Regions from separate parts of the Homo sapiens genome. Here regions 1, 3 and 4 are each linked to region 2. Evidence: chromatin loops called from intact Hi-C (ENCODE). Cell type or tissue: natural killer cell. All regions are shown on one strand. Region 1 has its middle 110 kb from the start of MAP3K7. Region 2 has its middle 85 kb from the start of MIR4464. Region 3 overlaps BACH2 (BACH transcriptional regulator 2). Region 4 overlaps BACH2 (BACH transcriptional regulator 2).

Region 1 (8,000 bases), 82 kb before region 2:
AGATCTAATCCACTCGCTCCCCGCCCTGCCCCCCAGTCGTGATGGCACAGCAACTGAGATGAACCATAGGGATCCACTGCCCTCAACTCCGTGGCCAATGGTGCAGAGGCTGCTAGAAGACTGTCCAAATCCTCCCTGCACCCGAGGCACAGGGTCCCATCCAGCAGGAGTCCAGCCAGGCCCTCAGGGCTGGCAGAGAGCTGACTAGTATGTAACTAAGTCCACGGACCCAGAATTGGAGGGTGAAAGTGGGGAGGAAGGAGGTAGAAATTGTGGGATGGGGCTGGTGCTTGCCCAGATATCTCCTATGATAGGAGCTAAGAAAGATACTAAGGGACATAAAAAGGATGGAAGAGCTTGGGCAAGGGCCCAGGCAGAGCCTCTGAGTCATGGCATCAAGCAATGATTATGTGCCAGGGACTGTTTGCATGCATCACATAGATGTCACATTTCATCTCCACACAACATCCTTGCAAAACAGATTTTAAATCCCTGCTAACAGATGAGAAACTTGAAGTGCAGAGCAGTTCAGCAAATCACTCAATCTCAGCTGGCACACAGTGGAGCCCAGCTCACACCCAGGTCTGCACAATCTGAAAGCCCAGGTCTTTCAAGTACCCCCCACCCCCACTGTGCACTATCTTCATAAAGATGGATGAGACGGGACGTTATGCCCTAGGGGAGGGTCTTTAGATATCTGAATCTGAAAGCAAGTGATATCGGTGGTGACTGAAAGAGGTGCTAGGCCAAGAGAAAGCAGGTCAAGAGAAGGTGACATCTAAAGAAGACCTGAGTATCTGGAACTGGACCACCTTTGGACAAAGTGGCCTGGGCCTTCCTGGTCCTGAAGGGGATTTGCCTTCATGTGAGCCAGCCAGGGATTCATGGTGCCTCATAGTCTTGGCATGCACTGGTTGGTGGGCATCTTGGCAGAAATGGAATATTTACCTGAGATAAAAGAAGATAGATGTATTAGTTCATTATCACACTGCTATAAAGACATACCCAAGACTGGGTAATTTATAAAGGAAAAAGGTTTAATTGACTCATAGTTCCGCATGGCTGGGGAGGCCTCAGGAAACTTACAATCATAGTGGAAGGTGAGAGAGAAGCAAAGTCACATCTTACATGGTGGCAGGCAAGAGAGACAGCAAATGAGTGAAAGGGGAAGAGCCTCTTATGAAATCATCAGATCTCGTGAGAACTCACTCACTATCACCAGCGAGGCCCATGGGGAAACTGTCCCCATAATCCAATCACTCCCCACCAGGTTTCTCCCTAAACATGTGGTGATCCTATGGGGATTACAATTCAAGGTGAGATTTGGGTGGGGACACAGAGCCAAACCATATCAACAGAGAACTAAATGGGAAAGACCATCACATGACAAGGTGTCTAGAACATAGTAAGCAATCAACACTTGGTAGCTGCTATTTACTATTATTGTTGTTGTGGTGGTTGTTGTTGATGATGATGAGGCTCAAGACATGCTACCGCAATACATAGCACCTCAGCATTTAAGAAAACAGAAGCAGGAAGGTCTCTTTGACCTTTTCCTGCCATTCTCCCCTGAAGCAGGCCATGAAAGAATTCTCTGACCTTCCTCTGAAGTAGGTCCGAAGGCCCTCATTCCATGAGTGAGGAAAAGATATTACCTTCCCTTCCTCACATTGTTGTTGTGGGATGCTATTTCTGCACATGCTTAACAACCAGTCAGCAGTATGCTAGGAACATTCTCAGGCATAATTGTATATAAAATATTTCTGAAAATCCAAAGTCTGAGTAAGTCCAGCGAGGTGGCCAAACAAACCAGCCAAAGCCGCATAACTTATTATGAAGGCACATTCACCCCATGGTGTTTTACATCACTTTTATTTAGGTATCAGGATGATGTTAACAGGTGGTCAGTCACTGCTTATCCCTACTTGTCCCTCCTTACTGAGTTCTGATAGTTTAAAAATTGTGTTTCTAGATGGAGGGAGCCTCCCTGCCGAAAGAGTCTCCGCCTGGAATTGAAAGACCCACTCTGCTCCTCACTGATGTGCTCTCAGTCTCCTCATCTGTAAAATGGAGACAATCAAATCACACCTGTGCTGCCCACCTCAGGATCATTGCTGCGAGGACCGAGCAAGATGACGCGTGTGAAAGAGGGGCAAAACTGCCAAGTCCTCCACACATAGAAGTCATGCGGACTCTGCAGACGTCTCGCCATTCTATTCTAATTTGGGAGCTAATTCTTTATTAAAATTTTATTTTTATACCCTCCGTGTTTCCTCTAAATGCCTCAGATCCTCTGAGGAACCAGCTGGCATTTACTTCCATGTGTACCTCCATGAAAGCTTACATGGAACTTAAATGAAAAATTACATGCATATATCATTCATATGTAGATATACGTATGTATACACACACATAATTTTTACATACACATAAAATTTCTTCTCTGTACTAAATTTAAAGGACTACTCGTTAAAGCGGGTGAGACATTTGTACAATCAGTTTAAAAGATTTTTATTTAAAAACGGAAATTGCCCAAAGCAGACAACAGGAAATCATTCCTCACTGCAACTCAGATGGAGGAAGCCATCTAATTCTTGGGAATTTAGACACTCCTGTAGTAACGTAGCACAAAAATGGGCCTGGCTCAATCTGCTCTTCACATTTTGGTAATTTAAAAGGACATAACGGCATTTTATTTCAATGGTAATTGCAAACTCATGCAGAAAATGTAAATGCACATTTCATGATTAGCTTGCAGCATAAACTATGGCTTCTATTAATGTATTCCAATTTGTAATTCTTTTCACAGTATGAGATTTGAAAGCTGTGATTAAAATTAATTAGGTTAAGTAAAGTTTATCCCCCCTGAGCACTGCTATTGGGAACAAGCAAGAGGAAAACGCGAGCTACATCTGGCTCTGCAGGAAGCTGTGTCTTCACAAGAAGTCGGCTGACTTCTTTTCTCCCCACAGAGGTTGCATGCTGCTTATTTGGCATATCTCAACCACCATGTATCTCCTCAAGGAGCTAATTGAACCATTAAACTATTCTTTGCTGGCTCACAAAACCACATAGGCTGTGACTACATCATCTTCAAATAAGGACAGTAGGTGGATCCATCAATTGTTTAAATACAGTAAATCTTGGAGGGAAAAACACATACACCTAGTAAACCTGAGGTAGTGGTGGTTACCCCAAATCCAGTACCATAATTGCTATAGAAGAGGTGCCAAATGAGGGAACAATCATAAAGACAGTAACTAACACCAGTACAGGCCTCTCTGCTTTACACATAACTGTCTCAAACATTACCTCACTGGATCGCCTTAGCAATCCTGACAAGTTCTTATTATATAGTCCCATTTTACAGATGAAGGTGCTGATGTTAAGTGAGGAGCCCAGAATCAAAGGGCACTGGAGAGTAGACCAAGGTCTTTGGAGTTCCTGTCCTATGCTCCTTTGCGCTCACACACCACACTGGAGAAGTTTAAAATTCCCTAACAGTAGGTTTACAGACTATTGACCCTTAGGATCTTGAACCTATCACTTCAACACAACACCCAAATTTTGTGTATCAAGACCTTGGCACATTTTGGGGTAGAGCTGGTGTAACTGTTGCTATGTCAAGGAGAAAAGCACCCACAGAGAACAGGCCCATGTAAGCGTTGTTTGATATTCTTGGGGCAGTTGATTCAAGGGAAAAACCCACATTCCGAAACCAAAGGGTCTCCATAGATAAAGACTACTTCCCTGAAATTCAGAAATTAAAAAGAAATGCAAAGAACGTGTGCTTAGAAGCCAGAGAACATGGGGCCAGGGAAGCAGCATGTTAGAAAGAGGAGAACAAGTGGCTCCACATTTCAACCTCCCAGCCATTTACTGAGAGGTACACTTGGGGAATTAACTTCCATTTTTTTTCCTAGAGAAAACAGAAGGTTTAAGCCACTTCCTCCAAGTTATATTGGGAGTTGTCACTCAAAGGAGCCTTCGAACTCCTAGGCTGGTGCTCTTCACTCTATTTTGACTCTCACAAACTTTTCAGTGCTTTGTGGGGGGAATGATGAAATTAAATTAGGAAATTAGCATGCCAAGTTTTCAATAAAATATTCATCTTACTAAATTTTCATGAGGAAGATGCTAGTGCTTAGTGATTGACTGCACAGCTCGGACTACGGGATCCAGGACCCTTCCCAAAGCGAGCCGTACTTTTTTAAACCACTAGATGGCAGTACAAGCACAGCCTTCCAAGGACCCCTTAACGTTGCCTGCTCACAGCAGTGACGGGAGAGTTTTCCTACCCAGGCAGGGTGAGTCACCGCACAGCTCCAGGGTGTGGTGTCACTGTCAGTGTGTTTGGTAATCTGGAGTTTTCTCTGTGCTCTCCAGCCTCACCAGAGGCTGTGTAGTTTTGCTGGGGAGATACCTACTATGGGATCTTGAATATAGTCAATGAGAGAAGAGCTTAACTGGACTCCCCACTGTTTAAATACCAAGTCATTTCCATCCTTATGAATAAGCAGGGCCACTCGGATCCAGAAGGCGACACTCCAGATCTCCTCAACTACAGAAGCAACTCCCCAGGCTGCAAACACTCCAATCCCTTCCGCGTTGTGACCACCTGTAGAGTACGAGCTGTTAAAACGAAACCAGAGACTCAGAGGTAGGGATTTACTGGCAGCAAATTTCTTCCAAAACATGATGTTTAGCACGCATCTCAAAGCATCTTTTAGGATCATCCAGCCTGCTTGCCTCTAGAAAGGAGCACCCTGCACCAATGTTATTAATATTAGTTAATGCACATTGAACACACAGTAAGTGCTACATTATATACTTTATGTAGATTACCTCATTTAATCTCACAATGGCTATGAGAGGTAGGTGTTACGAATGGCCCTATTTTCAAACAAGAAGGCTGAATATTAGAAAGGTGAAGTGACTTGCCCAAGCCCCAGAATTTGAAATCAGGGCTCTCTAATTGAAAGTTAGAATTTGACTCGTGATATTAGTGTTTAGCACATTGTTTAACAGGGCATAGCATCTCACTTCTCCCATCTCTGCCACAGAAGGTTGCACACCCATGTTCTGGTTCAGAATTCTTTGGTGAGGTCAAGCAAGATGGCAGGAGGGAGAGCCTGAGCTGACCCTCCCTACCAGCCTGGGACCTGAATGCAGTTCCTACAGGCCTGGTTCAGCGGAGGTTCAGCTCAACAGCCCCATCCCTAGGGCCAAGGAGGCTTAGCAATCATCAGTTTTGTTCCTGACAAACAGAAGGCTGAGATGGCCCAGATGAAGCGGGGGGAGGGGTGGCTCAGCAACACACCCAGTACATATGCAGCGATTCCTGTGTGCTTGCCTCATCTTAGTGAGTGTCCTAGTCCATTTCGGCTGCTATAACAAAATACCTGAGACTGGGTAATTTATAAAGAAAAGGAATTTATTTCTCCCAGTTCTGGAGGTTAGGAAGTCCAAGATCAAGGTGCTGGCAGGTTCAGTGTCTGATGAAGGCTCATTCCTTCCTCATAGATGAGGCCATCTAGGTGTTGTCACCTGGTGGAAGAGCAACAGAGGAGTCTAAGCTGGCTCCTTCCAACCCTCTTACAAGGCACTAAACCCTTCATGAGGGTGGAGCCCTCACTACTTAAACACTTCCCAAAGGCCCCACCTCTTAAGACAATGCAGTGCAGATTAAGTTTCAACACATGAATTTGGGGGACATTCAGACTATAGCATGAGTTTTATCAAATGTCAACCCCTGTTTCTTCTTTGTGTCTCTGGATTGAAACTTTACTTAGCTCTTAGATTCATTTTGAAGATAACATAGTGCAAGATCGATTATCTTAATTCCACTCATGGAAACACAACCTGGAATTATAAATCTTCCTCTAGGTTTATTTCCCAAATGCTTGTTCATGATGATTCTTTCACTGGTCTGCATCAAAATGAGCACAAAAGAACAATGTGGTAAGTTTTTCATAAAGCTACTTTGAGATTTACAAGATAATTTCTTGTTTTGAGATTCTGTCCTTCCTATTTCTTCATGACTAAAATGTTTCTCTTAGGGAGGAATGGAAGTTGATTTATATCTAATGATGTCCCCTGGCAAGATAAAAACTTGGCAAGCCAATGGCTCTCTCCTGTTTTCGTTTTCTTTTTCTTTTTTTAAGGCAGGGTGTCATTTCGTTGCCCAAGCTGGAATGCCCAGAGTCTTGTTTTGTTGCCCACGCAGTGTGATCACGGCTCACTGCAGCCACAACCTCCAGGCTCAATCAATCCTCCCACCTCAGCCTCCCAAGAAGCTGGGCCTACAGGTGTGTGCCACCACACCTGGCTAATTTTTTCTTTTTTGTAGAGATGGGGTCTCACTATGACTGGTCTCGAATTGTACTCAAGCAATTATTCCACTTTAACCTCCCAAAGTGCTGGTATTACAGGCACTGGGCCTTCTTTTCCTTTTTAAAAAATTTTACAGATCAGAATCTGGGAATCGCAGCTCTGGGCAGTATTCAAACTTCGTTCACCTGAGCACCTAAGAGGTGTTTTATATACTGTCATCTAGTGGTCATCCTAGCTCACCCTCGCCAACTCTTCCCTTTGAGAACACAAATGGTAGGACTATGGAGCCCCGACGTGTGTGTGTGTGTGTGTGTGTGTGTGTGTGTGTGTGTGTGTGTACATTAAGATGCTGACAGCAGAGATGTGTTAGCGTAAAAAAATGCAGGTTTTGAAGATTGCGTAGAAATATTCAGAGTGAACAAACCTCTGGCACCAGACTCATGTGGGCCGAATTGAAAGCAGGTGCGTGGGATTAGCACTCTATTTTTTCCAACACACCTAGAGGGCAGTAGCACAGAGACATTCATGCTCAGGAGTGTTATCAGCTAATAGGACATGAAAAGTTCTAGAGGAAAAGCCTTCAAAACTGCAACCAAATATGTTCACAATTGAACAACAGAAAATACCCCTTCAAACGCTCAGAAGACCCGTCAACCTTTCAAAAATGGGTAAGTATATATTTCTTCAAGAGCCTGGCACCCTAGAGGCAGGAGGGGGGTGGTGCGGGTTTGCAAGTGTCAGGCAGTCCTTGCCTTTTGAGTATCCTCCATGTACACATGGCCTGTCCACTAGTGCTCCCACGTCCACCTCTGTCCTGCCCTCCAAGGCTGCTGCAGTCTCTGCAGCTGTCTCCCCTCGGTCTCCCATTGACATCCTCCTCCCAGCCAGCCGCTCCCCGTCCAGACAAAGGGGACTCCATTTCTCACTGTTAACTTTTTTTTTTTAGGTGGAGTCTCGTTCTGTCGCCCAGGCTGGTGTGCAGTGGCGTGATCTCAGCTCACTGCAACCTCTGCCTCCCAGCTTCAAGCAATTCTCCTGCCTCAGCCTCCTGAGTAGCTGGGATTACAGGCACCTGCCACCACACCCAGCTAATTTTTGTATTTTTAGTAAAGATAGGGTTTTGCCCCGTTGGCCAGGCTTGTCTTGAACTCCTGGCCTCAAGTGATCCAACCACCTCAGCCTCCCAAAGTGCTGGGATTACAGGCGTGAGCCACCACCCCCAGCCCACTTCTGACTGTTTAATAACAAAGCAGAGAGATGGCAAAAAGCCCCAAGGCTGGGGTATACAGGAAACTGGTGGTTGGCTCTTTAGAAGGCCTGCATGTGGACAGCCCTTCTGAAACCCAGAAGACCACATATAAAAGGAATTTCAACCATGTGGTGTTCTGTAATTCACCTGAGTCATCTTCAATTGAAACACAGAGAAGCAGTTTTTGGACCTTGGTGCACAAGCAGGCAGCATATAACTTGCTAGCAGTTATGTTCTGAAATGCCAAGTGTATTGCTACTATTTGAAATTTGAAACACATTCACACTTAAAACCAGTGAATGACAGTGCTTAGGTTCCCAGGCTAGCTCAGGAAATCCCTTTAAGCTTTTCTGTATTTCTGAACTTTGGTTCTGACCTCCTTCCAGCCACCTGAGCTTTCCCTATGCTGGGCAGAGGG
Region 2 (8,000 bases):
ATTATTCCTAAGCCCTGCTCCTCACGCACTGGTTGCCCTCCATTGAGGAATTGGCTGGTGGCCTAGCCCAGAGAAGCGGGGTTACTTACTAGTCAAATCTGATGCTGAAAAGGTGTCCTGTTTTATACTTTCTGATCAGAGGATTTCCACTTGTCCTTCAGTCGCAGCTCTCCTGAGAGGGACAGTCCTCAATGAGGATGGTGAGTGTCGGGGCAGTCCGGCGGGCCTCCCCGAAGACTCCAGCCCGGGGAGGTTAGCTTCCTCGCAACGGACCGCTGACTCCCACCAAAAGTCCAGCGAGGATAGCATTGAAATCAACAACCGAAACAATGCAGTTGGCTTGAGGATTCATTTTCTTTATTTAAAAAAATATTTTCAGCTGGGCGCGATGGCTCACGTCTGTAATCCCAGGACTTTGGGAGGCCGAGGCGGGTGGATCACGAGGTCAAGAGATCAAGACCATCCTGGCCAACATGGTGAAACCCCATCTCTACCAAAAATACAAAAATTAGCCAGGCATGCTGACATGTGCCTGTAGTCCCAGCTACTCAGGAGGCTGAGGCAGGAGAATCGCTTGAACCCAGGAGACGGAGATTGCAGTGAGCCTAGATTGTGCCACTGCACTCCAGCCGGGTGACAGAGGGAGACTCCGTCTCAAAACAAACAAACAAATGTTTTCCCCTATGTTATTTTAGGAATCAAGCAACATGGGAGGTGTTGAAGAGACAGCACAATCGGGCAGGGAGGAGGGTTGAAGAGCAGACAGGCTCGCTGGGAGAGCAGAGGACAGGGACGGGGAGAAAGGGTAGGAGGGAGAGGGCATCTGAGTGGAGACGATCAGAGGTCAACTGCTGTCCTCAAGCCCTTTTTCAAAGTCATCCCAGCTCTTTGAACGGCTCATTTGCTATGTAACAGCTGTTGATGTTTCTTTAAAAATGAATCTGAGGGTGTGTGGCTGGGCAGCAGGCACCCGCATCAAGAGGAGGACAAACAAGGTTCCTGGGCTGAGGATCCCACCCTGGGCAAAGCCTGTAGTGCAGAGAAGTGGTGGGAAACTTAGGGCTCAAAGAGGCAAACCTACGGGGAGCTGGCCATTTGCACCCACCCTTCCGATCCTAGTCAAAAGAGGGAGCAAGCTGAGGAAAAGTTAGAACTAGGCTTCTTTAAAGTAACAGATTAAGCACTATTTAATTTCTGGTCTAGAGCTCAAAGGAGTTAAACCAGGTGACTGCCACCAGATTTTCTTGATTCTGTGTTTGTTCCATAAGAAGCTATAGGTTCGATCCTGTGCAAGTTCTAGAACCTTCTGGAACCTGCAGAACCTATATGGGCAGTTGAAGTGAGTGGAGAAAGCAGGAATCTCAAGATACCTCAATCTAAAGACACCACTCCTTCCTCTCTCTTCACTGCCCTCACAAAAGCAGGTCCTCCACGCCACTGCTGCCTTCCCAGACCTCTGCACTCACACTAATGAAGCCATTTCTTTCTTGACTTCACTGTGCTCTTGGCCCAGTGACAGTGATCAGAAATAATCAGGCGCGATCAAGCCCATGCTACCCTGGACAGGGGGTAATATTTCCATCGAGGGCCTCCCTAGTGGCTTTCCCTCTCTGAGCAGCGGGGACATGGAGTGGCTGTCAAAACACCAAGGCAGGCCCAGGAAAGATGCTCATCTCCGGGGAGGAGAAGAGGTGACAGCCAGCGTGTCTTCAGCCAGGAAGGGGGATGATAGCACAGGGCAGTCCGCAGGGGCATGGCGGGCTGAGAAATCTTCCTGTGGCTGTGGAAATCTTGATAAGGTGGCAAGCGTGTTGTGCAGCGGTATCCTGAGGGCTGCCCGTCCTCCCACGCACCCATGGTGGGCAGGCAAGCTGCACGCTGTCATCGCCTAAGTCAGCAGCATTGGGCACACTTAATTACGGGGGAAGCAGAATCCAATTGCACTTTCTGTGCCAGCTCCTGACTTCACTTGCATCGTCATTTATTTTCCCTTTTTCATACCTCAGTGGAATAAATCTGAAAGATGTTTAGAGCTAAATTTTCACCAGCAGGTCTTCAGAAATGAATACAGGGATGAGGAATTTCATTCATTTATCCTTGCATTGGCTAAGCAAACATTTAATGAGTGCCTGTTGTATCCAGGTACTGTGCTTGGTGGTAGAGGGATTCTCAGATTTGTTTTCTAAGGTGAAAGAATTGGGATTTGGAGTCACTGATATTTTCCATGCTCATCACAAGGGAGAGGGGAGCTATAATATGTGGACATCATAATGAGATAAACTGGAAGTAATCAGCCTAGAAGACACTGTCTGGTTCCTGGAAGGTGAAGATTGAGATGCAGGTTCATAGGTGGGAAGCTCTGCCTTAGATCTGGGCTTTTGCGTTATTTCCATTAATGAGGCATAAGGTGGAAAGGTGGTGCCTCGCATCTGGGTCTGACAATCTTCTCAAATGCCCTAGAAGAAAGTCTTCCCTCCTATGGCCATTTCTCTTTCTCTTTTCTTTTGTTTGGAGAGCTTGTCAGAAAGAAGATTATACAGAGAAATACTGTTGATCATTGGGTCTCCTATGTCATGAAGGTAAATGATTGAGGATTTATTTTCCCTGCAGTTAGGAACCCCAAGCCAAGTCTGTAGGAGTCCTTTAAAGGATAGGGATTCAGACCCAAGTTTGTGTTTCTCCTAATGATACAAGATTGTTTTGAAAACTGACTGAAATGGATATTCCCGAACTCTTTGTCCTCCTTGCTAGAAAAGTCTACGTCTTCTTTGGCTGGTAAGACTAGGAAAGCAGCTCTCGTAGAGAGTTTGCAGATCATGAAATAACACAGCTACAGGGCTTTTCCAACTGGAGCCTAGAGGTTCCTGAGGTTCAGGGGCTTCTGGAAACATATACTTCCGACCTCTCTCCTGCTTCGCTTAACCAGAGAAGGTTCATGCTTAATATTCTTATATATATTAGTTTTCCTTTCTTAAGAGATCGCATCTAAAGAAAGGGTTTCTATACTGAGAGCTAGAGAGGAGAGAAAGAAGGAAGGTAGGAAGGCAGGAAGGCAGGAAGGAAAGAAGGAAGGTCCAAATCACATATTTAACAGAGGAGGAGACCAAGGCCCAGGAAGGCACAAGACTTACCAGGCTCATACAGCTTCCCAGAGCTAGCACTGGAGTGCAGGTGGACATCCTGCAGGGAACTTCCTGGATGCCAAGGCCTTTGAGTACTTTCACATATTTTTAGAGGGCATTTAATATGCTGAGTGTTATTTACTTTTAATTTAGCAAGTTCCAAAATGAACTTCTGTTGGGCCTCTACTGCTTTTGCTCTCTTCAATAGATTGTTGAGGGACAAAGCTCTATCTAAATGTCCCTATCTAACTGAAGAGAAAGACAATCCTGTTATGTTGAAGCTTAGAGGCTGTGATGAGCACCGCTTGTCACGCCCTTGTGGTGTCCTTGTTTGGAGAGGGGTGTTTGTAGAAGCAAGAGCATGAGAGAGGCAGTACAGTTTGCACTGATACAAACCCCCCTCCTCCACAATATATTAGAAGAAGAGAACCTCTGTGATGGGAGAGGAGGCAGAAGCTTGGACTAAGCCAACATCTATAATGAGAATGTCTCATTGAAACAAACTCTTTCCTTTTCAACACTACCTTGGTAGTCAACTTTTCCGTTGTTGCCCAGCTTTATCTTCCTGTCAGCATAAAAAATACCATCATAAGGTGAAATGTGTATGATATTCCCATAAATGCATACTGTCAGGAAGTTTCACTGCCATAAACTTGCCCTATCATTCCTCCCATTTCCTCCAGCTCTGTGCTTATATTCTGGTGCCTGGCAACCCTGTGCCTGCTGCAGTCACACACACAGGGGCAGGCAAGAGGTGAGAGCCTTGGGGAATCCCCTGCAAAAGGGCAGATCTGCCAAGGGCCGTTATCAGATGAGGGTGAGGGGTGTGAGGTGACTCAGACACTGTGAAAAGGCATTATTCATCTAGAACCCTACTTTCCTTTATGGTTCAGAAAACGTGCTCTTGAAATGCTATGTCTAAACAAAGTTCTGCAAATCAGGTCCTGTGTTACGTGGGTTGGAGAATCTTGCTACTCAAATGATTTCCTACAAAGCACCCTCTATCTACGAGACTTCATCCATTTGTTTGTTTATTTGTCCACTCAACAAATACATATTTATTCGGGACTTTGAGCAGGGCACTGGCTCAGGCATTGGGAATATGGGGGAAAATAAGATATGTCCCTGGGCTTATGAGCTTCAGATCATTACACAACTACTACAAGAGAGAAATCCAGAGGTTCTCATTGATCTTTTGCAAAATTGGATCTTCAAATGTAATTGCTTACAGCAGATTAGTAACTAAATAGAATTAGGTCCCTGGGTCAGCTTCCTCTCCTTCCTAGGCTCCTGTCAGCTGATTCTTCCAGAGCAGAATCTCCCACCTCTTCCTTCCAAAGTTGTAGTTTTAGTTTTACTTTGATCCAAGTTTTCTGTTGCTGCCTATTTGAAGTACAATGTGATCTGTTGAGCTTGGATCACAAACACATCTGGGAAAATTACTCTTTGAAGAAACAGCAGGAGATAAGAGCACCTAGTTTGAGCGAAAAGATCATTAGCAACGTCTCATTAACAAATATGTCTCTGCCTGTTTAGGGTCAGGTATCTAAAATCAGGTAGACAGAGCAATTAGCAGGAGGGAGGAGGAAAGATCAAACACTGAGGTTGATCCAACTGCTACTGCTGTTGCTGTCTGATCTCTCAGCAGCAGAAACAAACCCCAGGGCTGGATAAGATACCATGCCTGGAGGAGACCAAACAAACACTTGGTGCAAGTTGATTATATCAGATCCCGTCCACCTAGGACAAGAGCTGGGGCAGTAATTTGTCCTTATTAAGATTGATATACGTTCTGGGCCTGGATTTTACCTCCCCTGCCCACCATGCCTGGGCCAGGCCCACCATCTGAGTGCTCTCAGAGCTTCTGACTTGTTCACATCACTCATAACATTGCTTCAGACCCAGGGACCCACTCTATGGCAAGGGAGTGCAACAGTGGCTATACCTGCAGGACCCATTGTACTTTTTATATGCTGCACAAGCTGGAGGCTGCCAGCTTGAGAGTATCCAAAAACCCCCAAAAAGGCCCAGTCATCTTTCCAGATACACAGTATACTTTAGATACTTTGAACAGATGGGAAGAGTGGGTCATTTCATCATTACTTCCACTGACTGAGTTAGGGAATTCATGCTTCCTATTCCTGAAACTTTAGGCACAATCACCAGAGGCAATCGGAGCCTGACAAAAACATGGCCACCAGAAGTTCAGATCCTCAGAGGTAAATTTCAGGGTTATTCCACCAGGCAAGCAACCTAGACCAGAAAGCTGCCTTCTGCAAAGATGAATATTAGCCATGGCCTCAGGGCAACATCAAGGATGGCAGCTTGTGCCACCAGCCCACAAGCACCCCTCCTGTAAAGTTTTCCTTTTAAGAAACTGAGAGGAAAACTAAGTGAGAGTGGGGTGAGCCACCATCACCTTCTTGCAGAATCAGGGATGGGTCAGCGTGAATCTAACAGGGCACATGAGTGCATTTAGGCAGTGGAAGGAGTAGACTGCAGCAGAGGCTATCAGTGCCTTGTCCATATGCCCTCAGCGCTCACTGCTTCTGTGCACAACCACAGCCTCTGCAAACACCTGCTGCTAAGTACGTCAGCTGGACTTAGGATAATGCTTGGCCTATGCACAGGGAAGCCAGAGGTGCTGGGAAATTGATGCACCCAGGAACAGGCCTCAAGTGTAGCAAATGGTATAACTGGATAAGGGACCTGGAGAGCATTAACAGGGAAAGCTAAGTTGCCTAGTGCTCGGGAAAGGCCTCTCTGAGACCTGAAGGATGAGTAGGAGTCAGTCAGACAAAGAGCTGGAAGAAGAGTGTGAATAGGAAGACAGGTAAGATGAAGTCATGGCACACACAAGGAAAGGGCAGGAGAGTGGAGTGGGACACAGAGCAGCAAGAGGGACAGGCAGATCCCATAAAGGGTCTTGGGATTCTTGTCTCGGAATCTCAATTTTATGCTCCAACTTATGTGTTGGGAGATCACTGTGCCTGGATTATGAAGAATGGTTTTGAGGGAACAAGACTGGAGACAGGGAGACCAGCATGCCCACTTAGCATTTGGAGATATATGTCTGATGTGCAGAGGATATCACATGACCAGTGATACAGTAATTAAACCCACTGTAGAGGGAATGAGATATTCCAAAGGGAAGCCTTAAAAACAGCCCAGGCCTGAGCCCTGATGGACACAAACATTGAAGAAAAAGATAGAGGCAGAGGGGATGACAAAGAAGATCAAAGAAGAATAGCCAGAGAGGTAGATGAAAAACTAGAATAGAAAGGCACCTAGGGAGCCCTGGGGAAGAGAGTATTTGTAGAAGGCAGGCATGGTCAGCAGTATCAAATGCTGTTGAGAGGATAAGCAAGAGAAGTCTCATCCACTGCTCTTGGCAGAGCAAAATAACACAATCTTTTGGGAAAACAATTAGCCATGCACATCAGGAATCATAATCCAACTCCTGGAAATTTATTCAGAGGAAATACTGAGATTTAAGTGGAGAAAGAGATCTGTTTTTATAACCATGATGACATTATTTATAGTGGTTTTTAAAAACTTGATGGTAAAAACTTTTAATGCCTCTATAGATAATTTACTAAGTAAATTAAGACATATATCTAATGAAATATTTTGCAACCATTAAAATTGTAATTATGGCTACCATGAAGTAACATTAAAATGCATGTAAAATAACATCAAATTAAAAAATGCAAGAATCTACATAAAGAGTAAACATCCACATGGATAAAGATTGGAAGAACATGGAAAATGTAAATACTTCATATATAAGAGAGGTGGAATTGTTAATTTTAAAAATTATTCTCAGTATTTACTGTTATACTACTTACAGATAATAAATTACAATCTAGAGAAAAGAACACAGTGTAGCAACTTTATAATCAGTAGAAAAACCTAGTACAATGCCAAACAACTTGATGTCTTGTTATGATGAGAGAAAAAAAACCATAAAATTTGCCTCCTATACATAAAAATGGGAACACTGGACACTCAGGACTACCAGAGGTGGGAGGTAGGGAGGGAGACCCCGGTTGAAAAACAACATATCAGGTACTATACTCACTACATGGGTGATGGGATCATTCGTACATCAAACCTCAGAAACACACAATTTACCCAGTAAAAAACCTGCACGTATACCCCCTGAACCCAAAATAAAAGTTGAAAAAAAATTTGCCACCTATAACATGATTTTTTTGCAAGTATCTACTGCTTTCTGGACCAAAGAGCCTCAACCAACTTAACATATACTCAGTGATCATCTAAAGAGAATAAACGTCCAAATAGCCCTTAATGTGAAAACTGTTTACACTTAGAAGCTAATGAAAATAAAAGGAAATTAAGTTAAATGCAGCATAATAGTCACTGGAAATATGGGCTTCTCAAAATCATTGATTCTATGCACCCTCCCACCAGTGGGGAAAGGAGAAAGAGAACTAACATATTTGAGTACCAACCTGTGCTAAGAATGATGCTAGTCACTCACATCCATAGCTCATGCCAACCCAGGAAGCATGAGGACCTGCAGCAGCATCAGTAACATTCTCCAGGCAACAAGCATCAGAGTCTTGGAGTCTGGTCCTGCTTTATTCTCCGTTTCTCATGAAGAATTTCAGTGACCGTCTGCACAAGGGAAGCAAGTTAGACCCAACCTAGTGAAGTGATGGCTTTGTTTCATCAACTTACCTACATTTCCAAGTCAGAATTGGATAGTCACTTCTTTCTTTTATATTTAAACACTTCCTTTCTCTCATCTCAGATTCTTCATCATAGCCCTGAAATTCACTTATGCGGGAGCCTACAGCTGAATCTCTGTTGTGTAATGGTCCTTTATTCTAGTATTTAATCTTTTCATCTCAC
Region 3 (8,000 bases), 440 kb after region 2:
CTTTGGAAGAAGAATGTGATAATGTGGATATGAATTATAGAAAATTAAGATGAGGAGTGATGCCTGATCACTAAGTCAGTTTTCATCCTGCAGAGTGGGTTGCAGTGCAGTAAGAGAGTGGGAAGGGAGAGTTAATTGTCACCAGCATTGCTTTCATCATTTGACAAGTGCCTTGCTGTGCAAATACAACCCAGAGGGGTTGTCAGTGGTCTAGCGTTTTAAAAAGCCCTTGGGCAGGGGTTCATTACCTTTATCTTCCTGGTTCCTGCAGTGTGTAAGAGATTCAGCTTCATCAGGAAAGTGTACATGGTGTTGCTGAAGATGTAAGTTTCCCTTTTTTGTGAAGTTGTGATTAAGGGACCTTGAGAAGCGTGCCAGCCCTCTCCCAGGGAGCAGTCACCTGTCCTCCGGATTCATCTGATCAGCCTTCTGCAGATGGGCTCAATGCTACAGCCATGTGTATATACTGCCAAAACCAACTGGAGACACCTTAGTCATGTAGCTTATATAGAGAATGATGTTCCAAGTCTCAAAAATCCTCAAACCCTATTTTCAATAAATGCCTGAAGGCTGACTGCCTCATCCCTATCATAGTCCAGAGATGGAACTGTTGTAAGTATCCTCATAAACTCTGTCCTGCAGCAAAATGGATGTCTCATGAAACACTGAGCTCCCCAAAACACTGAGCTCCCCAAAACACTGAGCTCCCCAGCTTTGCAAACAGTGCCCAAACTTTCTCTACAAATTGAGTTTTCATCAGCCCATCTTCCTTTCAGCAGAGAGATGATATGTTAGAATCCAATGTAATGAAGGATTAAGGGTCATAGTTACAGTGGGTCAAATTTCAACACATTGTCAGCATGTTGACTTGCACCATCGGACACGGTACCCTGGCCTTATTTCTTTCAGGGTTGAACCAACTATGTGCCAACTGCTAGCTGAGGTCATCACCTCCTAGGAAGCAGTCTGTGGGAGGTTGGAGGGTTAACTTTCTGCCTTCTCCGAGGTCTCGCCCCCACATGGCACACTGTATTCTGGCCCCAATGTGTGATCCCATCTCATCTGTATCAGAATGAGTATTGCACAGTATGAGACCAGGTAGTTACATATTTAAGTGCAATGAAAAAATGTTCTTCGAAATGAGGCATTCAAAATATTTTCATTCAAAATGCAAGACTGTTATCCCAAGTTGTCCCTAACACCATATTTTGCATTTGTTTCTCATACCTTGAGGCCACTGCTGACCAGTGGATTTTAGTCTAGATGGGTCTGCTTAGAGCAGAGGGATGCAACTCCATTAACATCAGTGAGTTGGAACTATTCTTCTATTTATAGCCACTTCATTCCATTTTAACTTTATGATCATTACTTTTTAAAATACCATTTTATGAGTTGTTAGTTTTGCGTGTAATTCTCCACCTCCCACCCCCCTCTTATTTTTTCCCATTATTAGAGCCTTATTTGTTAAGAACAAAAAGTAAGTAACAATGCAGACTTGTGGTCACAGTTTCATGAACATACAGCTTTTCACTGGTACCTGAATATTTGCCTTCTGAGTATAATGAATGAATTTAAATGGTCCCTAAAAATGGGTAGACAGTGCCACCTTCTCAAGATGGAGGCTAAGCCAGTATTTAGAAAGCCTCTGCCTGTTGTAACACTTGCTGGCAGGTGTGATGGGCACTTGCTTTCTGTTTTGTGTATCTGGAGCGATTACCACTGCCGAAAGTAGACCAGAGATGGGTTCCTGGGAGGGACCCTTGTGACAGTTCCGAAAGTAGCCATCGTATCAAAGCAACCCTTGACCTAGAGCAGACACTCAAGGCGTGCTGATAAAAGTGTTCAAGGGGCCCCCTTGCTAGTCCCCTCAGCCTCAGTAGTCTCCTATCCTGAACTTGTCTGGATTTCTCAGTTGACAACTACTCATATAATCTTGCAATGGCTTTTCCATTGTTGACTTGCTTACATTGTTACTTAGTTAACTTTTCATCATTTGTACCTCTTCTACAAAGCTAAATCTTAGATCTCTTGAGCACAGGCCTGAGTCCTACACATATCCTTCCCTCACACCACTAGCACAGAAGAAGAAACAGACTGGACTTGGTTTGGAATCCTAGCTCTCCACTGACTAGCACTGACCATGGATAAACTCCTTCACCTCCCTGCTTCATAGTTTCCTTATCTACAGAATAAGGGCAGTCATGCCTGCCTTGCAGGGTGTTACAAGAGCACAGTGCTGGGCACTAGGAGATACTTGGTAAATGGTCATTCTGGCTCACCAAACAAAGCCTCACACACAGAAGCTGAGCAAAATCTTGCAGACTTAAATATGACAAAGCAGGACTGAAACCAGAATGGGAGAAGAGCTAGTTATGAGCTCTTGAACTTTCATGGTGAGGACACCATTTCCTCTGCCCTTGGGCTTAAGTGACAGTTTACAAACCAGATTTTTTATCTATGACTCTTTCATGACCATATGACGATCATTTCAAGCTCAGGAAGTTTCCTAAGCCTCAGTGATCTAAGGAGTGCCATTGATTTGTGATGTGGAGACTTTGCTCATTCACCTCCTTGGTCCAATTCATACATTTAAGCATCAGCTCGTCCCTGAGCGGAGATGCTTTCTCCAGCTCCTTGCAGCCATGTGGCAGAGGGTGACTCCCAGTACTGCTTCCTGATCTACAGATCCCCATGGATGTCCCTGGCTTCTTTAGAAATTTTCTTTACAAGAGGCCACAGTGGAAGATAGTGGTAAGACTTACTTAGACCTACAGCATCAAAAAAAAAAAAAATGGTGATAAGGATGGGAGTATGAGAAAAACTGTGTGAACACTCTGGGGACTGTTGTGGGGTGGGGGGAGGGGGGAGGGATAGCATTAGGAGATATACCTAATGCTAAATGACTAGTTAATGGGTGCAGCACACCAGCATGACACATGTGTACATATGTAACCTGCACATTATGCACATGTACCCTAAAACTTAAAGCATAATAATAATAAAAAAAAAAAGAAAAACTGTGTGAACAGTATAAATAGCATTGAAATTAGTTTCCTACATTTCCCATATAGTGAGCACCTTTGCCAAAACTCAAGAAGTGTCTTATCCACCCTTTTGGCAACTGGCACATTACAGAGGAGCATAGGATCATTACGAGGGCAGGGGTCAACTCTGCATTGATTTCACCATTTCTTTCTTTGTGGTGGAGCCATGTGGCAGTAAAGGAATAGGTCATGTGACATTCTTGTCATCTTCTTCAGTTACCTATAAATACACATTTCCTTGCTTTTTTACTTTCTTTTAAAGATTCTTGGAAGAAAAGGACATAAAACAGATGTATTGTCAGTACTACATTTGCTGAACCTATTACCATGTCAGCTTAGCAGGATACAAAAGTGTCGGTCAGACCTCCTTTTTAATACTGGTACTGTGACACGGGGCAAACAAAGACCCTTGCCTGCCTGCCTTTGATCAGTTGATCGGTTCAGTTAGTTGGTTTACATGATGCCTTGCTCCAAAAGTAACTTGAGACAACACTCTCTAAACATACTGTGTTGTCACCTTGCATACACAGTAGTAGTATGTTAGGACACAGTTTGACTCATGACATATTTGGTAACATACAAGCTTTTAACAAGTATTTACCATGTGAGAGACCCCAGGTTAGATTAGATGCAAGGTTACAAAGACAGACAAAACCATTCCTGATCTGAAGGAGCTTGCTGTCTTATGGTAGAAACAGGCACAATTAGGTATAATAAAAGGGAGATGGCACTGATTGCCCATATAGAATTTATAATGTGGGTCTAGCAGTCATGGCTTTTTGTTTTGTTTTTTTAACCAAATATCTCTGGACTCATCATCTGACAGAAAAATTTAATGTGGAATCTTACTTGAGTACTTTAAAAAGATTAACAATTAAAATCCCGTTCAGTTACATGTCTAAGAAATTTCCGTTACTGGAAAGAATGCAATGATATGAAATCAGTGCTGCCCTGGAGAATCCAGCACGTCTCCTCATCTGGCTATGAGAGCTGAGAGGACAATGTCATTCATTCTCTCTAAGAGGACTGGAGAGCACTCCCAAAGGAGTGAATGTCCAGGTTGAATCTTGAACATCAATTACAGGTCCTTGCAAGAATTTTGGCTCTGTATGCTGCGGTGAGTTTAATACACACAGAAGTCAGCTACAAAGTTTACCAGTTCACCTTGCTGTGCACTCACTCCCCCCGCTAAAATTTTGTATCACTGCTACCATAGCCTCTAGCAAGGACCCCATGATTGCTGCTTTCATTTGATTTGTACAGGATTTGTAGACATGCGTCACCTTCCTGTGTGGTCAGCAGTGCTTGCAAGAACCTAGAGGATGTGTGGTTTTATGTGCAGGGTAAGGAAGCTTACCCTGATGAACACCAGCAAGTTTAATCCATTTCCATCTGAAAAAACAATTGGCCTTAGGCAACATATTCTTAATTGTCTAAGTCATTGTGTGTGAGCAGGCATGCGTGTGGGCACACACGTGTTTGTGTGCATATGCAAGCTGTGCATAAATAGCACACTTTCAATCTTTGTAAAATATAACAGATAAGCAGCAAATGACAGTAGGCTTAGCCCCTGAAGATTTACCAGGAAAAAAAGACAGCTGCATGGCAAAGCTGCTGCTAATAATTAGGGAAGGAATAGCCCATACCCTGTGCCACTCAGCAGCTTCAACCATTTAAATGAGAGCCGGTTTGTTTAACTCTGCAACCCCCATTCATTATGGGCCAGGGGTTGATTTCATCTTGAGCACACCACTTTTGATTGTTGTCATCTCTGGTGAGATAATGAGATCATCATCATCATAAGATCAGGTAGACATGATGACCGAAAGTCTCAAGTAGAAACTGTGATGGATGAGCAAAACAGGAGTTGTTTTAATGTCTCTTTTAACATTGTAAGTGAGGAAAACCTATTTTTACAACTCCCTGGAGTTAGTTTTTTGCAGGGTCACATTGCCATTTTTGTGGTTGACAAGAAAACGTTAAGGCTCTCTTGGGCTCCAGCAAGCTGCAAGAAGTGTCACAACACTCCCCCCTCGTGTAGAATGGCTCTCAACAGGACTGATTGGGAGGGAAATTAATAGGCTCCCCATTGTCACCGTGCATTTTTGCCAGGATATTTCATTAGTGTAAACACTGAACCCGTTGTCATCTTGTTTAGCCACTTGACCCTGGTGATTTTCAATTCTGCCTGTGCTGTGATGGAGTACAACAGTGGCATGCACGAGACAGGCACTAATTATTGGAAGCAGAATCATTGCTGACCCAGTACTACAAGATTAACTGCCCCTTTGCAGTCTTTATTCTGGGACATTAGCACTGTCTGGTTATCTTGCTTCAGTTGAGGGATTCGGGACAATAGCAGTGCTGATGGTAATGTTGGCGATTTCCCTGTTTGTTTTGCAGGTCACAGCCAGGGGCTTTGGGCCGCTGTTACAGTTTGCCTACACTGCCAAGCTGTTACTCAGCAGAGAAAACATCCGCGAGGTCATCCGCTGTGCTGAGTTCCTGCGCATGCACAACCTGGAGGACTCCTGCTTCAGCTTCCTGCAGACCCAGCTCCTGAACAGTGAGGATGGCCTGTTTGTGTGCCGGAAGGATGCTGCGTGCCAGCGCCCACACGAGGACTGCGAGAACTCTGCAGGAGAGGAGGAGGATGAAGAGGAGGAGACGATGGATTCAGAGACGGCCAAGATGGCTTGCCCCAGGGACCAGATGCTTCCAGAGCCCATCAGCTTTGAGGCCGCCGCCATCCCCGTAGCAGAGAAGGAAGAAGCCCTGCTGCCCGAGCCTGACGTGCCCACAGACACCAAGGAGAGCTCAGAAAAGGACGCGTTAACGCAGTACCCCAGATACAAGAAATACCAGCTTGCATGTACCAAGAATGTCTATAATGCATCATCACACAGTACCTCAGGTTTTGCAAGCACATTCCGGGAAGATAACTCTAGCAACAGCCTCAAGCCGGGGCTTGCCAGGGGGCAGATTAAAAGTGAGCCGCCCAGTGAAGAGAATGAGGAAGAGAGCATCACGCTCTGCCTGTCTGGAGATGAGCCTGACGCCAAGGACAGAGCGGGGGATGTCGAGATGGACCGGAAACAGCCCAGCCCTGCCCCTACCCCCACGGCCCCAGCTGGGGCCGCCTGCCTGGAGAGATCCAGGAGCGTGGCCTCGCCCTCCTGCTTAAGGTCTCTGTTCAGCATAACGAAAAGTGTGGAGCTGTCTGGCCTGCCCAGTACATCTCAGCAGCACTTTGCCAGGAGTCCAGCCTGCCCTTTTGACAAGGGGATCACTCAGGGTGACCTTAAAACTGACTACACCCCTTTCACAGGGAATTATGGACAGCCCCACGTGGGCCAGAAGGAGGTGTCCAACTTCACCATGGGGTCGCCCCTCAGGGGGCCTGGGTTGGAGGCTCTCTGTAAACAGGAGGGAGAGCTGGACCGGAGGAGCGTGATCTTCTCCTCCAGCGCTTGTGACCAAGTGAGCACCTCGGTGCATTCTTATTCTGGGGTGAGCAGTTTGGACAAAGACCTCTCTGAGCCGGTGCCAAAGGGTCTGTGGGTGGGAGCCGGCCAGTCCCTCCCCAGCTCGCAGGCCTACTCCCACGGTGGGCTGATGGCCGACCACTTGCCAGGAAGGATGCGGCCCAACACCAGCTGCCCGGTACCAATCAAAGTCTGCCCTCGCTCACCCCCCTTGGAGACCAGGACCAGGACTTCCAGCTCCTGCTCTTCCTATTCCTACGCGGAGGACGGGAGCGGGGGCTCACCCTGCAGCCTCCCTCTCTGTGAGTTCTCCTCCTCGCCCTGTTCCCAGGGAGCCAGATTCCTTGCCACAGAACATCAGGAACCAGGCCTGATGGGAGATGGAATGTACAACCAAGTGCGGCCCCAAATTAAATGTGAGCAGTCTTATGGAACCAACTCCAGTGACGAATCCGGATCGTTCTCGGAAGCAGACAGTGAGTCGTGTCCTGTGCAGGACAGGGGCCAGGAGGTAGGGAACCCACATAAATTCAAGCATGTGACCCACTCTCTAGGCCCTTTATCTGGACTACTCCCTGCCCCCCACCACTCCCACATTGTTCTTACGTGCTAAGATTAAAGATGACAGTAGAGAGACTGCCTTCCCCATCCACAGAGGCAGGATGCTGAAGGTGATTCCACATTAACCACTTCTGTCCTAGAAAAGCACTTGATATTTGATCTGGATCTCAATACTCGACAAGCAGAGGCAAGCTGCTGAGTAAAAATATACTGAAGTCTAATGCATGAAGTACACTGAGGCACTCCAGACCCCCCTCTTTCTCCTCCCTCTCTCCCCCTCCTACACCTGCTTTGAAAGGATGCCATGTTCATCACCCTCATCCTTGCCCTTCACCCGTTCAGCGTAAAGGAAGATATAGAATCTCTTTCCAGATTGATTGATTGAAACCAAATAGATCAACACTCTCCCAGCACCTTTTAGATTTTCCTTGTCAACAGAAGACCCCAGGGCCATCCCATGTCCATCACAGTGAAGGTGATGGAAGCCTCACCGTTTATCCCGGTCCTGGGGTCATCACAGAAGCACCCTAGTCAGCCACACATAATGTATAATGGATCATTTCCCAAGCTCCCTCAAATGCTAGGAAGACATTTTGAGAAGTAGTGGGGTAGAGTAGCAGTTTCATCCACCCTGAAAGCAATGTACTTGCTAGGAAAAATGTCCAGAGGCTCCATGTGTGTCTTACCATTGCTGGAAGAGGGGAACAGGGGCAACAGCAGCCACATCGTGAGCAAGACTCACAAGACTAAGGAGAGGAAAGAAGAGGCCCCTGCAGAGGACCCACCTCCCCAATAACATGAACATTCCCTAGAAAGACCTGAGAGAGTCTGTGTCGTGACCTGGCGTTCACTGCACTGTCTTGCTGATTGACAAGGTACCAGCTTGAGACTGCTACCTGTGTCTCAGACC
Region 4 (8,000 bases), 320 kb after region 2:
TCAGTTGCTATGGGGAGCCGCTGAGATACCAAAAAAAAAAAAAAACTGGAATTAAAGATTTTTGTAGAGGAGAAAATTCAGGTCAGCAAGTCTAAGGGAGAGGAAAGTAAGGGCTTATTCATCTTTGACATCCACCCTAAGCTTGAGTTGAAAGGGCATGGATATGGAATCTAATCAAAATAAATTCCCCCCCCATGAGTTCATAGACCAGAATTTTTAGATAGACACACTGACACATTTTCCACAGAGAAGAGCATCAAACCAGCAGTCACCGAGACAAAATGACATAAAGTAGAGAAGACCAACAAAGACAGACCCTAGTGGGATCTCCTTGTGTCCTTGTCTCATCATTCGCAGGAATCAGATGTGCCTGGTTCCAGACATTGAATTTGTGTTTACTGACGGTTTTGCTACCTGGAACCCAACTAGCCAGAACCCTGAATTAGCTAACCTTCATACTTCCCCACCCCCTCCCCTTCCCTCCCACACACCCCACCCTACCGCACACACCACACTTCCCTTTTTCAGCGATGAAGAAAACAAGATAGCTTTGGTTTTGAGTAAAGGTGGGGTGTAAACCCTGGAGGATACTTGTAGCTGATGACATTGACCTGCTGAATCATTGAGAATGGTTAGATGTTTTATAAAGAGGAAAAGAAACTGCTTTGGAAAAACTTCAACAAAAAGCATTTTGTAGTTGTCAATTAACCAGAAAATCAAAATAATAAAAAATATTCTTGTCCTCAAATAGTCTAATTAACTGAGGTTTTAGTATACCTATTTCCATGCTTTAATAATAATCTAAAAATTTTGACTGAGGACAGAACAATATACCATTCATTTTTATCCTTCTCGAGAAACTGCAAGTTTTGGCTTTTACCACCTTTCCAGTGCCAGAGGTTAAATGTTGAATGTTCTGTTTATGTTAAGCACTCTAAAAGTTGTGATATTACTGGTTTTAAAACTAATATATGAAATCATTTTATGAACCTATGTATTTAGCTCCTATAGTCATTGGGAACCAACGGCATACTTTTGAAGCCAATTCTGTTTCTTTTTAAAAAATAAAAAGAACCTATGATATGATTATTTGTAATATTCCATTTCAGATTCAGATTATGTTCTGCTCAAGAGATCATCAAAATTAATTTTCATTCTCTGCTAATGGTACAGAGAGGAGTGATGTTACCAGCATGGTTGTAAACATTAATATATAAATCAAAAATTTCAAAAGATAATTCTCTGAGTCGTGAGTCTCCAAATAATCTATGTTTTATTATAAAGCTGCCTGCCCAGTGACATCAGTTGTAGTACAAATTGTTTATCAATTTATTCTAATAGTTTCCAATCTGTTGATTTTTAAGAAATGGTTTGTGTGCTCTTTTTTGGATGCACCTGTCACTAGTGAAATGATGCCTCTCTGTGAGCCCAGATTTAACCCAGGGCATTGCAGCATGTTTTTCCAAGGATGTCCCATTAGCTAGATCTTGTAAGAGTGTGTGCCTGCAGCCTTGTGGCAGCTGGAAGTTGCACAGACTGTGCGTCATGAGGAGGAAAAGCACTTCTGCTCTTCTGCCCCAGAACAGTATTTACAAAGCTTTGCAGGATAGCAAGATTTTTAGAGTCCTTGCGGTGCTTAATTAGAAGCTATAATCTGTTATTTCTAGCATGTTTTTCCTGTATTCTGTGCCTTACTTGTCATCAGTTCAGTTCAGATTAGTATGCTGGGTCCTTGATTTCTTGACAGAAAGTGTCAGAAACTTATTGATGAAGTGTTCTTGATTTCTAGACAGAACCACAATCAGAAAATAATTGTTTCCTTTTATCTGAACAGAAGTAGCTTTGTTTTCCTTATTATCAAAGTGATACATGTATTCTACATAATTTATAAAATAGCAGAAAATTGAATAAAGGTAGAGATAAATTACCTATAATCTGGCTGCCCAAATATAACCTACCTGTTAACTCATACTTTTATGTATTTTTCCAGACTTTTTTCAAGAAACTAATTAACTAATTCCAAATTTACAAGCAGTGCTCTAGACTGATTACATCCTACAAGCTGGTGGCACTTAGGAATGATGCCTTTAAGTGTCATCTTATAGGACAGTGATCTCCTTGTTACTTTTTTTTTCTTCCTTCTAATTATATTAATCAGCTCTTATAAGAACAGATAGCTGTGTGGACTCACTAGTATCTTTATCAGGTGGAAATTCCTGTCAACCAGTATTTTCATTTCTACCTTCTGTCAGTCAAAATGATAGTGAGTGGCCCTGTAAGATCCTAGTGGGCCTCTGGAATCATAAAGGAAGATTCAGTTATGTACAAGATGGCTTTGGTGTTAGGTCAACTGATTGTGTTCTGATTATTTAGAAATTAGTAATCACTGTACTATAAGGCAATTTGGCAGAAATGGGAAAGGTTGAGTTAGCCAGATCTTCCCATTCCGCATTCACAATCCAAACAATATGAACTCCAATCAAATTCTGATTTTATAATTTTGGTAACAAAATTTCATTCAAATATATGCCTTCTTGTGCTGTGAACAGAGTTTTCCTTTAACTTTGCATCCTTTATCCCCCTTTAAAGATGCATCTCTTCCGATTGCTGTGGTGTGATTTTATAGCTCCTTGAGTTGTGCTGGTATCTCTGTGCTTCCCTTTGGAGAGTACTAGGCCTTCAGGTTAGGATGAATCCTAACACTTGGCCAAGGTTAGGAAGGGCTTTGAGCACTGAAAGAAAACCAAGGTAAAATTTAAGGAATTGTTAGAAGATTCATCTGAGAAATGTAGAATTGTAATCCACAAACTTTATGTCCGTAGAATAGGAAGTATTTAGTAAGCAGCTAGCTGCTAGAAGGGATTTTGTTTGTTTAAAAAAAAAAGAAAAAGTCTGTCTTTGACATTGGTTATATCTAGGTTTTATCATCCCGTGTAAAGGATTCTTAAGTTCCTTGAAAGCAGTGACTTTGAGAGCATCCCTTCATGTCCTCTGTGTCCTTGTATGTAATAGGAACTCAGTGTATATTGGATTAATATTTCTGTGGCTCTTCAGTGACAGATGAATGAATGTGCTCAATTCAGGTAACTACATTTGACCTTTTTCCTACAGCAATTGAAGGGTGTTTGGGTAGCATCTGCGATTGTGTTGAATGCCCTGGTTGGTTACGGGTGTGGGGAAGTGGTATACAGTACTTTGATCCTCCTTTGGAGAAGGAGATGCTAATGTGGATAATGAGAATTTGGTTCTTTATCTTTAGTTTCGATTTGGCCGCCTTCCTTCACTGAGTCACAGTGCTCACTTGTTTAGTGATGGGCATGTCATTTAAGCCTGAGACTGTCCCTCAGACTGTTTATGACATTGGATCTGAATTTCCCATTAGATGAACAGCCAGCATTTGTCATATAAATTCAAGAACACACTAAAAGTTTGTTGGCTTTGTAGTTGACATTGAGATTAACTTTCTCTAACCTAAACCAGTGAAAACTAAAATGCTCCTCACCACATAAAAGTTTTGCTTTCGCTGCGTTCAGACCCCTCCTACCTTGTCACAGCACAGTCATTTGGAGTCTGATTTGGGGGCGGTGTGGTTGTCTCAGTGGCGTATGACCCACTTTGTGTAATACTTAATTGCCTGTGTTTTTACAACACAAGTCAGAAGTTCTGGCGATAGTGGACTATCACCCAAAAAAGATTTTCTGAGACATCTCATCAGAGCTGCTCGAGTACCGCGCATGAAGACGGTGTTAGCTCTGCAGGGCATGTGCTAACTACCAGACGATGAAAGAACATTTCCTCTAGTTTCTGGATAATGAGCAGGCACACAGGTAAAGATGCCTTTCTCAGGGTTGACGCCTTTTGTTTCCTAATGATTCTGATGATTTTGTTGAACTAGACTTTTAAATATTAATTGTTACCTGCATATGTTTGCTGTTGTGGTTTGCAGAGGGCTCAGAGGAACAAGCATTTTAATTGGTATCCTGGGACTGTAATAACTTTTTATTAAAAGTCTGGAAAGATAGTAATCAAAAATAGACTCTCATCTCTATCTTCTCTGTGCCCCTGGCAAATATCCTCTTCATCAATTTTGTTTTTATTATTTGCCGTCAAGATGGTTATCTCTAAATATCAGATGCTTCAATCCACAGTGATAACCATGTGTGAATTAATGCTTGATAAGCTTCAGGTTATCAGGTGGAGAAGTGTGGTTAAGGCATACAGAAAGAAAAAATGCACAGAAGGAAAGGGATAGCAAGGGGATACTGTGCCTTGGTAAGCGTGGTGCCACCGCAGACTAAAAGCAGATATAAGTCAAGTGCTACTGACTTAAGTTTGGCAAAATCACTCCTCACAGCCCGCTCTGTTTTAGAAATGTTTATATTTCTGATATCACTTTTGTTAATTTGAAGAACTTTTAAAATACCATCATTGTTTCAAAACAAAATGTGGAAGGTGTGGATCACCTTCCTGAATTTACAGAAAAGTTTTTGGGTACATTTCTTTGCGGAAGATTGGCTGAGATGTGGTTCACGGCAGGGTGGTGCCCGTGCCTTGCGGATCACGTTGTCTGTACACTGACTGACATACCAACTTAGAGTCTTTGAAAATGCCCATTGGTAAGTCAACATTGTTTTCCCTGAAAGTCCTGAGACAGAAAAAAAAAAAAAATGAAAGTACAAACACTAACTGGAAAAAATGTCACACATTTTAGCCACTTTGCATCCCTTGTTAGGACAAACCCTGGTCTGGGTTTTTTTACATTTTGAAGTTGTGTGGTAGGTGGGGCAGTGTGGGTGGCCCAGAAAAAGTAGCGGTTAGAATAAGATTTTCCATTTATTGCCCTTTGTGCATGGCTAAAAATAAGAGTCATACAAATCAGAATATGTAGTGCAAGCAAAATCACTCTGTTAATTCTGATGACTGGTTTGCCCACATCTTTGCATCTGTCTGGTAAGTGGTATATTGGGAAATAATTTGTCTCTGTTTAAATAGCAAAAGGCAACCAAGTTTTTGCGTTGTGTGTCTACACATGATAGTTTATCAGCACTTTTCTCTTCCGAAGGAAGAAAGATCCAACTCATACATAAACAAATTGTGTTGATGGAAGGAAGAAAGAAGCGTGAAACCCTTGAATCTTTTTTAAAAAGGAATTGCCTTATTTGAAATGCAGTTTTACAACATCCATCTTCTTGGCTTATTGTTAGAAAGTTATTTCTTGTAAACTCATAGCACAGCAAGGAAAGGATATCTTAATGGTGTTGCCCTAGAGATTGGAAAACTTTTTGTGTGTTTGGTTGGAGGAGGGAGAAGGGACAAGGATGAGCACACGCCTGCCCTGTAGTATCTTCTGTAGACACAGATGTTGGAGGGACAGTTAACCAAGTAAAAACTCCCCTGCATCTGGCTGCTGAGTCGAATGCAACCACAGTAAGTGATAACGTGTCCGTTTGTGGCTAGAAGAAACACCAAAGAGAGGCGGCGCCAGCATTCACAGGGAAATTTGTGCCTTCGCAATCCCATTGATGGTGCTGTCCCATTCCACTGACTGAGTGGTTGTGGCATTTCCAAAGAATGAGAATGTCTGCAAGTGTTCTGAGCCTTTCAGTCTGATGAGCTTTGTAAAATGGATGAGTCAAGAGGGCAGTTCCAGAAGATTCTGAAAAATGAAGACTGCAAATCACATTTTTCTTTGGCATCCCCAACTGTGGCAGACAGTGTGGCACAGTGGTTACAATGAGTTGAGAGCTTTAGGAGGAAAAAAAGACTCCGGATCAAATCTTAGCTTAGCTACTTGTTGACCTTGATCTGTTAACCTCTCCTAGGCCTGGGTGTCTTTATTTGAAAATGGGAACAGAAGTAGTACTGCCTGCCTGAATGAGAGGGTGGTTGTGGGGATTCAGTGAGATGACGTACATAAAGCACAAAGCCAGCACTCCACAAAATGATGTTGGTGTTATCGTCATTTGTGCAGTTGCATCATAAAATGTGTTGGAGAATTTGAGAGCATTTGGGAGTTCTCCTCTATTCTTGGAGTACAAATTTTGGAATTAAATGGACAAAAGATCAGCCTCTGGTTCAGTGTTTCAGAAGAATACAGGCATTTATAGAGTGGTTTGCTTCTTCTTAGGTTACTAATGCCAACTGGGGGATTGTTGTTTTTTTTATTTTGCTGTTAAGTTAGCACAATGTAAGCCTCTCTTTCCTTTTAAGATTAGTGCTGTGTTGAGCATATTCAGTAATTTTTACCTTCTCCCTGTTTTTTATTTAAACATGGATGTTCAGTTCTAACATCTGTGCATGTTAATTGTAGTACCTGCTGGTGTACGTTATGAAAGAGAGTGCTAATGTTGTAATCAAGTAAGGCTAAAAAAATATTTCAGGTGGAAATGGGCAAAACTTCAGGAGCAATAGCTTCCATGGTGGTGTAATTCCCCACAGAAAATATTGCATCTGTTATAATTCTGGTTACTGAACAATCTGACAGATTGACCAGATGCTGACAGGTAGAAAACAATTGCTGTTGCTTTTATTTTTATTTTTTATGCTTTGCAAGTTATTTTCTGTTTAATACAATGTATACCTGTCCTTCTAGAGTCCTTTTCCACCCACCAAAGTTTTGCATTATAAAGTGTATTGTGTATTTCACAGTACAAAGTCATAATTGTGGACATAACTTTTTTGTTAGCCTTCAGGATTAGATGCTGAGACTTCAAATCAGTCTCCCTTTAACCTCCTCCAGGACTTTCCTAGAATGCTGTTTCTTCATTTATCAAAGTTAAAGAGAAGTTATGACTGTATCTTAACTTTGCCTCACCTGAGACCTGACAAGAAGTGATGAATTAAACCTATAAGCTAAGGAATTAAAATACAGGACAGATATAAAACAGTGGTGGCTTAGTTTTCTTAATTGTTGTATTTTGCTGGGTTGTTTTTCAATCCTCTTCAAATTTTCCTTTTCTTAGTCTGTCCTACCATCCCTGTCCCAGATACAACTTGTGACTTATAATTTATATATTAGTATTCTCATCAGATTTTTGGTTTTTGTGTTAGGAACCATCAGTCTGGAATAAAGACATTTCTCAGGTCAACTCTGCCAGGGAAATCTGTCTTGTATTAAAATGATACCCGCTTCTCCAGTGTCTCCAGACAATGCTGCTTTCTCCACTTTTCTCTGTTAACGAAATGGAAGAATGCTTTTCAGGCCGAGCAAATCATTCTAGGTGACTTTCAAAGTTCCTGGCATTGCAGATACAGCTTCTGTTCCCTGTACACACTCATATATTCCCCATTATCTTCGCCGTCCCTCTTGCCCTTTGCCATAGACCGAAGTTTCTGTAAAAATAATAGGTGAGAGAAGGTGATAAATTAGACTCTGGCTGTGATTCCCTCCCACGCTTTCATAAGGAATGACAGATTCTGAAATGCATCCTGTGGATACACTGTGTGCTCCTTCCTGCAAAACTGCCAGTTTTAACTTATCCTTCATGTGCAGTTTGAGGGTACTGGCCAGGCGGGGCTCATTATTCCTTTGGTTGAATAGTGTAAAGTATTTGCAATGGAGATTTTCTCTAATGATGTATTTTAAGTGCATGTCCGCATTGCTGGTTTAATGCACTCAGTCACAGAATGCTTTAAAGTTTATTGCTAATGGATGAATCCTCCGGAAAACGGGAATTTTCAACAAGATTGACATTTGGAGTGTGAAATATAAATCTAATGAGAGTATTTTAACCCAGGTTTGTAATTAGGGCTGAGTGGAGTGAATGTGTACGTGCACACCAGAGAAGGGCACGGAGGAAGGTGAAATTGCATGCTCTCCTCTGAATGAGGGATGAAGGCGGATGGATCAGTGTCAGGCCACGACACGGTGGAGTATAAATGATACTGTCACCAAGTACTGCACAGGGTACCGAGGGAATTCCACTCTAGTAAATTACATTACTTAGACAGACCTGAAGGCATTGTGTCGGAACAAGCAAAGGGAAAGGGGGCTGTTGGCA

The links. Peaks named below come from ENCODE experiments on the same cell type or tissue, not always from the same donor. Only the 100,000 strongest peaks of a DNase experiment are listed, where the experiment ranks them.
Region 1: a loop joins it to region 2, with 4 times the contacts of the local background. A loop is called at or near these places in 63 of 110 quality-filtered maps.
Region 3: a loop joins it to region 2, with 3 times the contacts of the local background. A loop is called at or near these places in 71 of 110 quality-filtered maps.
Region 4: it touches region 2 in a loop (2.9-fold over the local background); 33 of 110 quality-filtered maps call a loop at or near these places.

Annotation. Positions count from the first base shown.
Region 1 is chr6:90,475,734-90,483,733 of GRCh38, reverse strand. No RefSeq gene overlaps it. Among named protein-coding and RNA genes, the nearest start is that of MAP3K7, 110 kb to the left of the region's middle. RefSeq lists a silencer at 4,137-4,246. In natural killer cell, CTCF peaks have their summits at 4,012, 4,211 (motif pointing right) and 6,927; DNase peaks (open chromatin) are centred at 4,253 and 7,043.
Region 2 is chr6:90,393,996-90,401,995 of GRCh38, reverse strand. No RefSeq gene overlaps it. Among named protein-coding and RNA genes, the nearest start is that of MIR4464, 85 kb to the right of the region's middle. In natural killer cell, no CTCF peak of the experiment used is centred here; DNase peaks (open chromatin) are centred at 3,455 and 3,895; H3K27ac peaks cover 2,019 bases.
Region 3 is chr6:89,949,310-89,957,309 of GRCh38, reverse strand. BACH2 (BACH transcriptional regulator 2) reads left to right here. Exons shown (of 9, transcript NM_021813.4): 7 at 5,448-7,040. Among named protein-coding and RNA genes, the nearest start is that of GJA10, 59 kb to the right of the region's middle. In natural killer cell, no CTCF peak of the experiment used is centred here; DNase peaks (open chromatin) are centred at 2,469, 4,329, 4,829 and 4,919; H3K27ac peaks cover 1,553 bases.
Region 4 is chr6:90,076,584-90,084,583 of GRCh38, reverse strand. All of the region lies in intron 5 of BACH2 (BACH transcriptional regulator 2), which reads left to right. Among named protein-coding and RNA genes, the nearest start is that of GJA10, 190 kb to the right of the region's middle. In natural killer cell, no CTCF peak of the experiment used is centred here; DNase peaks (open chromatin) are centred at 493, 3,253, 3,563, 5,443 and 4 weaker places; H3K4me3 peaks cover 2,813 bases; H3K27ac peaks cover 3,432 bases.